Regions from separate parts of the Homo sapiens genome. Here region 1 is linked to region 2. A link is an interaction called in ENCODE POLR2A ChIA-PET data of the cell type or tissue named here. Cell type or tissue: Caco-2. All regions are shown on one strand. Links, peaks and the distances in the headings refer to the core of each region. The heading gives the core; the rest is flanking DNA.

Evidence for each region. Peaks named below come from ENCODE experiments on the same cell type or tissue, not always from the same donor. Only the 100,000 strongest peaks of a DNase experiment are listed, where the experiment ranks them.
Region 1: POLR2A ChIA-PET joins it to region 2 with 13 read pairs; 2 of 35 experiments call an interaction of 5 or more read pairs at or near these places.

Annotation. Positions count from the first base shown.
Region 1 is chr5:172,860,885-172,867,524 of GRCh38, reverse strand. The region is part of intron 1 of ERGIC1 (endoplasmic reticulum-golgi intermediate compartment 1); the gene reads right to left. Among named protein-coding and RNA genes, the nearest start is that of ERGIC1, 30 kb to the right of the region's middle. RefSeq lists an enhancer at 4,008-4,509. In Caco-2, for the core only: no CTCF peak of the experiment used is centred there; no DNase peak of the experiment used is centred there.
Region 2 is chr5:172,656,773-172,663,412 of GRCh38, reverse strand. All of the region lies in intron 1 of NEURL1B (neuralized E3 ubiquitin protein ligase 1B), which reads right to left. MIR5003 (microRNA 5003) reads right to left here and starts at 1,248; the gene lies at 1,150-1,248. RefSeq lists enhancers at 3,219-3,308, 3,604-4,598. In Caco-2, for the core only: no CTCF peak of the experiment used is centred there; DNase peaks (open chromatin) are centred at 3,012 and 3,282.

The sequences.
Region 1 (6,640 bases), core at 579-5,578, 200 kb before region 2:
TTGGTGTCAAATGACGGCAGAGGCTGGAACACTGAGGCAGTGGCCAAGGCCAGCCAGCAGTTGTTCTTGCGGCCTCCAAGGAGTGGAAATAGGGACAGGGAAAAGTTACGGGCAGCAGCCAGCAGTTCACAGCAGGTTCTGTGGAATTGCTGGGGCTAAGCAAGGACTCCTGTGCTCTCCTATGAATCGTCCTTGGCCTTTCATCCAAACTGGACCTGCCCACCTGGGAGGTCCACCACCCCCGCCTGTACCCAAAGGGATCACACCCTGACCATGCAGTGTCAGTGATGCCAGGAGGGAGGGGCTGCCAGCATCCCCACTTTCCAGGTAGCACGATAAAGGTCACCCAAGGTGGCATTGCTGGCAAGCACTGGAGGTGGAACTCAAACCCTTGGCTTGCAGAGCCCCCACAGCCTGAAGCCAAGCCAAGGTCTGCAAAGACTCTGCATGGCCACTGCTCTCCATCTGCATCATCTCCATCTGCATCATCTCCATCTGCATCATCATCTCCATCTGCATCATCTCCATCTGCATCCCCTTTCATTTCCACATTCATGCATTTTTTCATGCATTCATTCAGCACCTGTTCTGCAAATATCACTAGCACCTGCTCTGCTAATGATAAAAATGGGAGCCAAACAAAGGCAGTCTCTGCCTGCCTGGAGCTAGAGTCAAGAAAACCTCCACTGAGAATGCAGAGTTACAGAATGAGATAAGCATCGGGGAAGGCCCCTGGGCCGCCCGTGCCTCCACTAGACAATAGACTGGAGAGTATACAGGTGGTGAGCCTGGAGCTGCCCTTTCTGGGTTCAAGTCCCAGCTCTGCCACTTGCTAGCTGTGGCCTCGGGGAATTCACTTCACTGCCCTGTGCTTCAGTTTCTCAGGCTGTCAAATAGTGCTCACTTCGCTGGCTTGCTCAGAGGGGGTTCACATGTTAGTACAGGGAAAAGGCTTAGCACAGCGCCTGGCCCCCATGGGGGAGTGCTTCCCCTGTGACGCAGCTGCAGGGTGTAGGGTACATGGAGGACCACAAGCATTTTCTTCCCAAAGGAGAAGCTCCTTCTCCCCCACAAATCCCTCTGAAGGCTGCCTCTGCAAAGAGGTGGCACCAGTGGACACAGGAAATTAGGCCAGAAAGAGGGGCACGGTGCATTCCCCATAGGTCCAAGATGAGAGAAAAACCAGGGCAGCGGCAGGGGCCCCCACCAGATCATGGCTGCTGAGGGCTGTGAGCATCTCCCTCCCACACCCACCTCCCTCCGCTTCTCTCCCCACTCTGCTCTCCTCCTGCCTCTCCCCAGTTGGCCTTTCCTTCTGGACTTTGCTCCAACTGTCTTGACCTCTAGAGCATGGAGCTGAGGTTCTGAATCCCAGAAACACTTGGAACATTTAAATTAAAATTTAATTGGACTCGGCAATACCAAATAAGAAAAAGAGAGTTTATACTCACTCAAAGGATCTGTTAAGAAATTGTACATAGGTAGTACAAATTTACCAACTTGCATGGGAAGGATAAATACCACATTTAGGAGAGTATTTCTCCTGGGATGGGATGGAGATGGGTCAAAATGGAAAGTGCAGACAGAAGAGGAATATAGGGGCTTAAGGTTTGCTTCTCAGGATGGGAGGTGGGTGTGATTCTATATGATTCTATATGTCCAAAATAGTCTATGAAATAAAAAATAAGCTCAAAAGTACCCCAATCAGGTACTATAACAATAAAAAAGAATGAAGCACTGATCCGACCACATGAATGAATCCCACAGATGGGACATGGGATGAAAGAAGTCCAACACACACAGATCAGATCATATGATTCCACGTGTGTGACCTGAAGAACAGGCAAGACTAAAGCAAGGGGAGGGAAGTCAGGAGATAGGTCACCCCGTGGTGGGGGTGCTGGCTGGGAAGAGGCATATGCAGGAGCTTTCTGGGGTACTGAAAGTGGTGTGCACCTTGATCTGGGGGTGGCCACATGGGGGTATCAGGTAAAAAAGCCATTGAGCTGTATACTTAAGATAAGAACACTTTACAATCTGCAATACCTCAATTTAAAAATTCCTTAAACATTTAGAAAGAAAGAAAACCAAGTCATCAGCCACATTTGGGAACCCTTTGCACTGGCTTATGTTAATATTAAAGAGACTGTTTTAGAATTTCTTTCTATAGGCCAGGTGCGGTGGCTCACGCCTATAATCCCAGCACTTTGGGAGGCCAAGGCGGGTGGATCACCTGAGGTCAAGAGTTCGAGACCAGCCTGGCCAACATGGTGAAACCCAGTCTCTACTAAAAATACAAAATATTAGCCAGGCATAGTGGCGGGCGCCTGTAATCCCAGCTACTTGGGAAACTGAGGCAAGAGAATTGCTTGAACCCAGAAAGTAGAGGGTGCCGTGAGCCGAGATCGTGCCATTGCACTCCAGCCTGGGTGACAGAGTGAGACTGTCTCAAAAAAAAAAAAAAAAAAAAAAAGAATTTCTTTCTATAGCAATTTGATATTTGATTCCTTCATTTGATCACTTCCTCTGGGAAGAGCGTTGAGCAAGGCTTTGCAGCAGATACACAAGGGAACTGCTCCAAGGCCTCAAGGACATGAAAATAAGTCAGGCTGACCCAGGCTGGAATCTTAATTTGCTCTTACTTGCTGTGTGAGCCGGGCTTAAGTGATGTCCCTCTCTGAGACTCAGTGGCCTGATACGCAAAACGTGGTTAGGACAAAATGAGACAGTGTTCAGCACTGTGCCCAGCATATAATAGGTGCTCAAAAAAAAAGGGGGGGGGACATGTTAATATGGTTCATGCTTTAACCCTCTACAACAATGTTTTTACCAACTGCAGATGACGATGACTAGTGAGTTAAAAAATCAAAGTAGTAGATTGCAACCAGCATTTAAAAAAAAAAAGACAGCCCCTATATTCCTCTTCTGTCTGCACTTTCCATTTTGACCCATCTCCATCCCATCCCAGGAGAAATACTCTCCTAAATGTGGTATTTATCCTTCTCTTGCCTGTAATCACTTGAGGCCAAGAGTTTGAGACCCAGCCTGGCCAACAGGGTGAAACCCCGTCTCTACTGAAAATACAAAAATCAGCCAGGTGTGGTGGTACGTGCCTGTAATCCCAGCTACTGAGTCTGAGGCATGAGAATCGTTTGAACCCTGGAGGCAGGTGGAGGTTGCAGTGAGCTGAGATCATGCCATTGCACTCTGGGCTGGGTGACAGAGCAAGACTCCAAAAAAAAAAAAAAAAAAAAAAGACTACAAAATATTTATTGTCATTGTGTGTAGTAAGAGAAGAACCGTTGAGGTGTTTGTTTGTTTGTGTTTTGAGATGGAGTTTCCCTCTGTGGCCCAAGCTAGAGTGCAGTGGCGTGATCTCAGCTCACTACAACCTCCACCTCCCGGGTTCAAGCGATTCTCCTGCCTCAGCCTCTCGAGTAGCTAGGACTACAAGTATGCACCACCATGCCCAGCTAATTTTTTTGTATTTCTAGTAGAGAGAAGTTTCAGCATGTTGGTCACGCTAGTCTCAACCTCCTGACCGCAAGTGATCCGCCCGCCTCTGCCTCCCAAAGTGCTGGGATTACAGGCGTGAGCCACCGCGCCCGGCCATGTTGAGTTTTCATGTATTGTACACTGGGTTGTGATATAAATGTATTTCTTCAGAGAGTAGATGTCAAAAGCGATTAAAAGCCCTGGCCTGTTGAGCCACATGCAGTGCTGTGACACAGTAGGTACCAGCTCCGTGTGACAAAGCCCTGCTCTCGGAATTAAGTCAGAATAACAACATACCAGGAGGATAATTCTAACACCTCAAAGAAAGTCACACGTTTGGTTTTTTTCTTTCTTTTTTTTTAAAGAGCCAAAATGCTATGAAGTTGAGAGATCAGGGGCAGCTGCCTGGAAGAAGTGGCTTCAGATCCGGACCAACAAAAATGCTGACTTGAATTCCTGAAAGAGAGAGGTGGGCTGGGCCACGGGAGGACTCCTGGCCACTCAGCCTGAAGGTGCGGCTGATCGCGCCCAAGGGTCCTTTGTCTCCTGGCCGTCAGGAAGGAGGTGGGTGGTTCTGGGAGGCTGCGCAGTGGTGTACCTGAGACGGTTTTAGGTGGAACCCAGATTGGGCAGCAAATAACACAAATCACCCACAGAAGAAGTGATTATTTTTCCACTTTTCTTTCAATTCTCATAATCGAGTTTAGAAAAAAATCTCATTTGGTACTAGTAGGTCTTTTTACACTTAATAATCTCACTTTTTAGTAAAAAGAAGACTAGGCCAGGCACGATGGCTCACGCCTGTAATCCCAGCACTATGGGAGGCCGAGGTGGGCGGATCACTTGAGGTCAGGAGTTCGACAGCAGCCTGGCCAATATGACGAAACCCTGCCTCTACTAAAAATACAAAAATTAGCCAGGTGTGATGGTGTGCTACCTGTAGTCCCTGCTAATGGGGAGGCTGAGGTTGCAGTGAGCTGGGATTGCACCACTGCACTCCAGCCTGGGTGACAGAGGGAGAGTTCGTATGTATGTATATATGTGCGTATAAATAAATAGAAGGCTCGGCTTCAGGCACAGAACTGTCTACCAGCAATAGCTCTGTGCTAGAACTTTCATCTCACTGCTTTGACTTTCACAGGTACCTTGGACTCATGGCAGGTGATCCTGGTCTTCCATTTTAGAGAGAAGGTAAATTGTTTGCCTTTTAAAACTCATCTATGCAAGCTTTTTAAAAAGTGAGTCCATTTAAATAAAATACAAAGCATATAACAGTAGGAGTAGATGTAGGTGTGGCACAAACTGTGACAGTAGCCCTAGAGTGATTGAAATTTGAGAAACACTGGTAAGGACGTCCCAAATTTGAGGTTGGGGAAGTTTTTCATATCCTGACATCAATAAGTAGCACTAAAGGACACATTCCCTGCTGAGTCAGTAGAGAACCAGGCTCCCTTCAGGAAGAGAAAAGTCAAGGCTGGCCAGCCAGCTTGCTGTGGAGAATTCTTCAAGGAAAAGGGATCTTACAGCTGAAGGGCATCCACCTTTGTGCTCGGGAGTGCTCACCACCATTGCCATCCTCACCACTGGGCCTTTCTATAAACACATGCCCATTTGTGTGGTCTCGATGGTGTAAGGAAGTCTCCACCTACATTTTCCTCTACTGCACTTCCTTATCTCCCCCCTTATCTTGTGCCATCTTTTTTTTTTTTTTTTTTTTTTTTTGAGATGTAGTCTCACTCAGTTGCCCAGGCAAGGTGGCTCACGCCTGTAATCCAGCACTTTGGAAGGCTGCGGTGGGCAGATCATTTGAGGTCAGGAGGTCACCAGCCTGGCCAACATGGTGAAACCCTGTCTCTACTAAAAATATAAAAATGAGCAGGTGCAGTGGCATGCACCTGTAATCCCAGCTACTCGGGAGGCTGAGGCAGGAGAATCGCTTGAACCCGGGAGGCGGAGGTTGCAGCGAGCCGAGATCATGCCATTGCACTCTAGCCTGGGTGACAAGAGCAAAACTTCATCTAAAAATAATAATAATAAAATTAAAAAATAAATAAATAAATAAAAGTTCTTGGCAGGAATTTCTAAACTTTCCAGTGGACAAAGCGAGGCCTTGAGGTAAACTATGTCTTTCTACGTTTCTACTGAAAAGTAGTCCACACTGCAAAGGGCTTCTTCCTTTTCACTTCCTCCTCTTTTCTTTTCTGCCCTTACCTTATTCTGCCCCACCAATCACCCTGAGTTTTAGAGCTGGGGAGCACCAGGCTATCCTGGCAATGTCAAAAAATAGAGCTATGCCGTGTACACTTTGTCTAAACAAGGCCAGTAATTCACACTTGGGCTGACACACGCATTATTTACCACTTCCTAAGTACCTACTATGTGTCAGGCACAGTGCTGGGTGTCTTGACCCAAATAACATGCCTTTCGTCTTTACAGCAACGTTAGTAGATCAGTGTGATGCTTCCCATTTTACAAATAAGGCAACTGAGGTTCATTCATTCAGCCAACGAGTAGTCAGCATCCACAAGTGCCAGGCTCCATTGATGGCACTGGGGCAACAGGCATGAACAAGACAGGCAAAGCCTGCGCCTCTGAGGAACCGAGGTTCCCATGGAGGGGACAGATAATAAACAAGCCAAAGGGAGATGGGACTGTTCCAGAGGGTGGGAGGAGCTATGAAAGAGAACACGTGGGTCTGACAGAGCCGGACAGAGGGCACTGCAGGCTGGGTGAGGTCAGGGCAGAGACCCGAGGGAAGGGAGGGAGCCACTACGCCAAGTGCCTGGGAAGAGCATTCTGAGCAGAGGGAATGGCCAGTGCTTGGCCAAGACTCTGAGGTGGGTGTGTGGCTGGCCTGTGTCAGCAGCAGCGGTGGCCACTGCGGCTGGCACGCAGGGAGGGGCAGGTGGCATGGGACGAGGTCAGCGAGGCGGATGGAGGACACATCCCACAGGCCCTGCAGGCTGGGGCAGGACTCAGCTTGTTTTCGGCGGTGGATTTGAAGCAGAGCGCAGAGTGCCCAGGAGGGTGGATGAGTTTCACCCAGAGTGACCCCAGGCAGTCAGTGCCAGGGCCGGTCTCCAGCCGAGGCTGGCTCAGCCTACATCCGCTCTCGCCGGCCCTTCCTCCCCACACAGTCCCAGCC
Region 2 (6,640 bases), core at 945-5,944:
AGTAGCTGGGACTACAGGCGCCCGCCACCACACCTGGCTAATTTTTGTATTTTTAGTAGAGACAGGGTTTCACCATATTGGCCAGGCTGGTTTCGAACTCCTGACCTTGTGATCCACCTGCCTCAGCCTCCCAAAGTGCTGGGATTGCAGGCGTGAGCCACTGCACCTGGTCAATCCCATGGCTTTTTAAGTTTTTTCTTGAGGCAGAGTCTTGCTCTGTCTCCCAGGCTGAGTACAGTGGCATGATCACAGCTCACTGCAGCCTCAAACTCCCGGGCTCAAGTGATTCTCCCACCTCAGCCTCCCAAGTAGCTAGGACGACAGGTGTGTGCCACCACACCCGGCTATTATTATTATTTGTAGAGTCAGGGTTGCTGGGGCTGGTCTCGAACTCCTGGGCTCAAGCAATCCACCCACCTCAGCTTCCCAAAGTACTGGGATTACAGGCATGAGCCACCATGCCCAGCCTAACCCCCATGGTTAATCACAGGCTGCTCCAGCCCCACCAAGACTAGAGGGCAGTGTCTTTCCAGCAGTTAGTCAAGGAAACAGTGCCCAGACTCGAAATGCATGGCAGAGATTTGGAGGGTGGGTGATGAGTGTCTGTGGGTGGTTAGGGAGGAGGGAACTCTGGCTGTCAGGGTCACCACTGCCCAGCCTTGGCAAGTCTTTCTGGAAGGCCGGTCAACATAAGAACTGCTTCCTGGGTGGCTCTGAGATTTACTTCATGGGCTCTGGATGAAAGCCTGTGCTTTGCTACTGATTTGTCTGAGAGCCTTGAGCAAGTCACTGTACCTCCCAGAACTGCAGTTTTGTCATGTCTAAATGGCACGTGACCTTAGACCCCTGTCTCAGGCTGCTGGCAGGGGCAATGAGAGCATAGAAAAATCCCGGCAGAAGTCCTGGCACATAGTAGATGTTAAATAAACAGCTATTCCCTTCCCTTCCCCATGGGAAATAACAAGTCCAACCACTGGGTAAGCCCCTCACCTCCATCTCTTTCATGCTTTTTATTTCTACATCACAGTTTGAGAGGTGGTTAAAAAGAGCACAGGCTTGGAGTCAGACCTGGGTTTAAATTCTGGTTTTGCTTATTTATTAGCTGTGTGATCTTGCGGTCCGTGTGATCTTGAGGTCCGTACTTAACTTCTCTGTTCCCCCTGCCCCAGCCCCCAACAACCTAGAAAAGTAGGAAAAATCATCTCTACCCTGCAAGGTTGTTGTGAGGATGACACAAAGCAAACTCATCAGACACACAGTGTGTGGCATGTAGTAGGTGCTCATTAAACACTTGATCTCCTCCTTTAACCACCTTATTTAGTTCCTTTGACTAGGAAAGGTTTATTCCTGGGTCAGAGATACCTACCTGTGGCAGCTGGGAAAATACGTTCTGAAACATTTTTCTCCCGTGTAGGGCTCATAACCTTGGCCAGCAGAGGCCTCTTGAAAACCCTGGGGTTGCTTCCCCTTGGTGTCCAAGGACAGAAGCCTATTTTTAAACTATGCCAGCAGGCGTCCTAAATGCGCCTTGTGCCATCCCCTGAATGGTCCCCACTCATCTCTCCAGCCTAGCCCTTCCTTTGATCTAAAAAGAGCCCAAGGAAATGGCAGTTACCGTCAGGAGGATGGCAGGAAGCAACAGCTCCCGATACTCTGGCCCCGAGACGCCGGCTTCCAGCCTGCTGGAGTTCCGCAGATGGCATGCTGGCTGAGGTTTTCAGCAGATTCCTCTCCACCAGGAAAGGGAATTGCCAAATGGGAGAATCGTCTATTCTGCCTCTTCCTTTGAACATGAGGATTACACTGGAGTTTCACTGGGCCTCTGCTATGTAGTGGGTACATGTCTTGGTTTATTGGGTTTAATCTTCAGGAAAACTCTGCAGAGTGGGTTTTACCACCTTGATTTCCCAGATGAGGAAACTGAGGGTCTGAGAGGACCAGGCTCATGCCCTTTCTTCCACCCCACCCCTTCTTCAAGGCAGCTGCCATAACTTTTGGGTTGGCGGGGCGTGGGGAATGGTTCATGGACCTTGTTAGAAGCAATAAAATCTATAGAGGCTTCCCCGCCAGAAACATACCCAGACTCCATGCACAATCTGATATTCAACTTCAGGGTTTCCCCCCAGAAACATACCCAGACTCCATGCACAATCTGATATTCAACTTCAGGGGCTTCCTGGACCTGGACCTTTATAACATGCGTCCTTGGACTGTAGACCTTGAGTGAGAAATCTCTGGTTCAAATGACATTTGCCCCAGTCCAAAATGTAAACCAGCACTGTTGGCAGTAGGAAGCAACATGGTGCTCATGTGTGTTGGGGTGAGGGGGGCAGGCTGTGCTCTAGAGAGAGGAAAAGGCAAGGCTGGTATTTAGCAAGGCTTCCCGCCATATCCAGAGGGGCCAAGATATCAGTCACCTTTGCCAACAAAGTTCCATTTTCCATTGGTGGGTTTAAAAGTGGGCTGGAAAAAAACATAACCAGGCTGGGCACGGTGGCTCACGCCTGTAATCTCGGCACTTTGTAAGGCCGAGGTGGACAGATCACCTGAGGTCAGGAGTTCGAGACCAACATGGTGAAACCCTGCCTTTGCTAAAAATACAAACATTAGTCGGGTGTAGTGGCGGGCATCTGTAATCCCAGCTACTTGGAGGCTGAGGCAGGAGAATCACTTGAACCCAGGAGGCGGAGGTTGCAGTGTGCTGAGATCGCACCACTGCACTCCAGCCTGGGCGACAGAGGGAGACTACATCTCAAAAAAAATAAAGAGAAAAGAAAAAACATAACCAACCCTTCCTCACCTCTGCCAAATGGGGCAGTGACAGGCACTCAGGAGACAGACACCAGCTTACTGGACTTTGTTCCCTTTTTCAGAGGCCTGGTTGGCCAGCATCCCCAAGGGAAAAGGGCCAGCCCGCGCTGGTAACTGCCACTCTGCTCCCTTTGCTTTGCAAACAAAACCCCGTCAACAGCTGCAAGGACATCCCAGAGAGGCCAGAGGTCGCAATGCTGCTTGTGGGGAGAAAAGCTCACTCCATCCAGGCCTAAGTGGCAGACCTCTCAGCTTGAGTGGGCTCTGATGCGAGAGTTCCCAGGGGGTGAGGTCATCCCGACGCCCCCTCAAAGCATGCTCAGCCAGGGCTGGGATTCCCAAGCTGACTCCGACCCTCTGCCGGGCCCCCTGACTGTGGTCTCTTCTTGATAAAGGGACCCAGGAAACTCCAACTTCAGAGGCGCCGGCTCCCAGGGCTAGGGCCCCACTGCAGTGAGAGGTGGGGGGAATGTGCCCTCATTCCTTCTCGAGTACATCACTTCCTCCTTCATCTGACATTTACAGAGCATCTGCTCTGGGCCAGGGCCCGCGCTGGCTGCCGGGTACATGCACTGACAAGTCACACACTGTCCCCGCCCCCTCGAGCTGAGACCAGCTGCAAGGATGGACATAAGCAGACCCCATGACTGCACAGGGTGGTGGCCAGGGAGGGCTGGGGCAGTGGCGACAGCTTCTCAGGGGAGCTGCTTTGCAGACTGAGGAAGCAGGGCTGGGAGGATGACAAAGGATGGGGAAGTGTGTTTCAGGCAGAGGGAACAGCACCAGCAAAGGCCTGGAGATGAGAATCAGCTGAGAGCACTGGGGAACTGTGAGGAGTACAGGCCAGAAGGGAGAGGGGAGGGTGGAGTGGGAGTCAGGGGCAGTATCACAAAGGGTCTTAAAGGCCATGCAGGGGAGGTTAAAGTCCTCCAGAAGGTTCTGGGGGCTGCTGAAGGGTTGGGATCAGGGAAGAAAAACTCCTGTGGATCCACCTCTCTGAAAAATGAGATTGAAACCCTGGGCCTTCCTTTCTTCCATGCCAGTCAAAGTGACCCAGCGTGGCAGGAGTAAGAAAACAGTCCAGGTTTTGAATGTCTCTTCCAACGGCTGACATGGTCCTGCCCCTCAGCGCCTGCTTCTCCTCCTGGCAGCCCCTGGCAGCTGCCCAGTGATAAGCTGGCTGAGGTTGCCAGGCCTACCGTTTCTCCTTCTCTTTGCCTTGAGGACAGCCACTCCCCCAGCCTGGGTGGTGCCCAGAAGCCTGGCTGCTCCCAACTTCAGCCCCAGGAGAGCACCTGCGGGGCCTGAAGGTCAGCATTTTTGGCACAATAGACCCACTGGCCCAAGTTCCCCTGGAGCAACACTGTTCTTGCTCCTGGACTGAAGAAATGTTCTTCACACCCCAACAGCTGGGCAAAATGTTTGCTGGTCCCAAGGTCTCTCACTTACATCCTGACCTACAAGAAAAAAGCTAGACTACGTATAAGTAGCTTAATCCACCTTCTGGCACAGAGGGTGAGCAATACCCTGGCTTGGTCTCAGGAAGGAAGCTTTGGGGGGGGGGGGGCGGGCAGGGGTGGTGGTGGATGTCATCAATCAGCTTGTTTTGAGCTCCTCAGAGGCCACAGTTTGGCGGAACTTGGGGACGAACAATAAGCAAAGCATCTACAAAAGGAAGAAAGTGACTGATTACAGCAGGGGGACGGAGCCCCAGGGCTGAGTGTCCCTGAGGCCTGAAAAAGAATTGGGGGTAGGGCCTGATGGGAGAGGCAGACCTCCCAGGGGACAATGGCCCCCCACCCATAGGACCTTGCAGGAACCTCCTGACGGTGATGGAGGAGGTGATGGCTACCAGACCCCCTCCCAGGGAGGAGGGCGGCTCTGAGAGATTGGGTGAGCTGCCCATGACCAGGAATTGTGGCATGGGTGTTTGAACTCATACCAGCCTGGCTCCCAAGGCTATGACAAAGATGCTATGGCTCCTGACGGCAAAGTGCAGAAGTCATCCCTGCAGGGAAGGAGGTCAACACAGTGCCTGACACAAGGTAGGTCAGCTAATGTCATCTTCCCAGCCACACTCGGCTCTGAGGCCCCCCAGGAAGTGACTCTGATGCGTGTCTCGTCCTTCTCTGGAGATGCAGCCTTCTCTTCTCTCTCCCCCTCACTCACCACGCAGGGCTTCCCCCAAACGCCTGAAAGCCTCATGAGAGCAGGTAAGTGTGGACTGAGGATGCCTGCAGGAAGCCCGCATGGACTTCTGCTCCCTTCCCCAAGAGGTAAAGGGCTACGTGCTTGGAAGGCATGCTCTGGAGCCTGTAGGGTCCAGCCCTACGGAGCTTAGCGGGTGTTCTCCCTGTGTGCGGAGACGAGAGATTGTAATAAATAAGACACAAGACAAAGAGATAAAGAGAAAACAGCTGGGCCCGGGGGACCACTACCACCAAGACGTGGAGACCGGTAAGTGGCCCCGAAAGGCTGGGTGCACTGATATTTATTGCATACAAGACAAGGGGGCAGGGTAAGGAGGGTGAATCTTCTAAGTGATTGACAAGGTGAAGCAAGTCACGTGATCACTGGACAGGGGGCCCTTCCCTCTTAGGTAGCTGAAGCAGACAGAGAAGGCAGCATATGTCAGCGTTTTCTTCTATGCACTTATAAGAAAGATCAAACACTTTAAGATTTTCCCTATTCCTTCTACCACTATCTACTACGAACTTCAAAGAGGAACCAGGAGTATGGGAGGAACATGAAAGTGGACGAGGAGTGTGCCCATTGAAGCACAGCACCACAGGGAGGGGTTTAGGCCTCCGGATGACTGCGGGCAGGCCTGGATAATATCCAGCCTTCCACAAGAAGCTGGTGGAGCAGAGTGTGCCCTGACTCCTCCAAGGAAAGGAGACTCCCTTTCGTGGTCGGCTAAGTAACAGGTGCCTTCCCAGACACCGGCGTTACCACTTGACCAAGGAGCCCTCAAGCAACCCTTATGCGGGCGTGACAGAAGACTCACCTCTTGCCTTCTAGGTCACTTCTCCCAATGTCCCTTCAGCACCTGACCCTATACCCACCGGTTATTCCTAGGTTATATTAGTAATGCAACAAAGAGTAATATTAAAAGCTAATGATTAATAATGTTTATAATAATGATTGATAATTGTCCATGATCATCTCTATATCTAATTTGTATTATGACTATTCTTATTCTAACCATTTTCTTTATTATACTGAAACAGTTTGTGCCTTCAGTCTCTTGCCTCGGCACCTGGGTAATCCTCCACCCACAGGAGCCCTGATTAGAATCTCCATCCCATGTGTCCTAAGTTCTGGCGATCTGACAGTCCTTGGTTCACTGGTCCTCTCTATAGCCCTGTGAGCCCATTTCACATATAGGGACATTAGGCCCAGAGAGGGTAAGGGGCTGGCACAAGTTCATGAGGCAGATAAACAGCACGGTGAGGATTCGACTCAGGTCTGAATCCAAAGCCCATGCATGCTGTTGGTTATCATGCAGAATTGCTTCCCTAGCCAACCAGTCATCCATCATGGGGACGTGAGGGACTGACTCAAATAGTCTATAGCAGGACTATTTGGTCCTACTGCACAGATCAATTTTGGGAGCACAGATCCCTTGCCTCCAAGGAAAAAAGGTAATGGCCACTTAACAGAGTTCCCAGCTTGTGCTGGATTTGGACTTCACCTAGAATCTCCTATTTATTCATCATCGCAGCCCCATGAGGGAGGGAGGGACTGTCATTATCCCCATCCTAAAGATGAGGACATGGCGGTTGTTAGGAGTTTTAAATTTATTTTCAAAGAATTAATATGTCAGTGT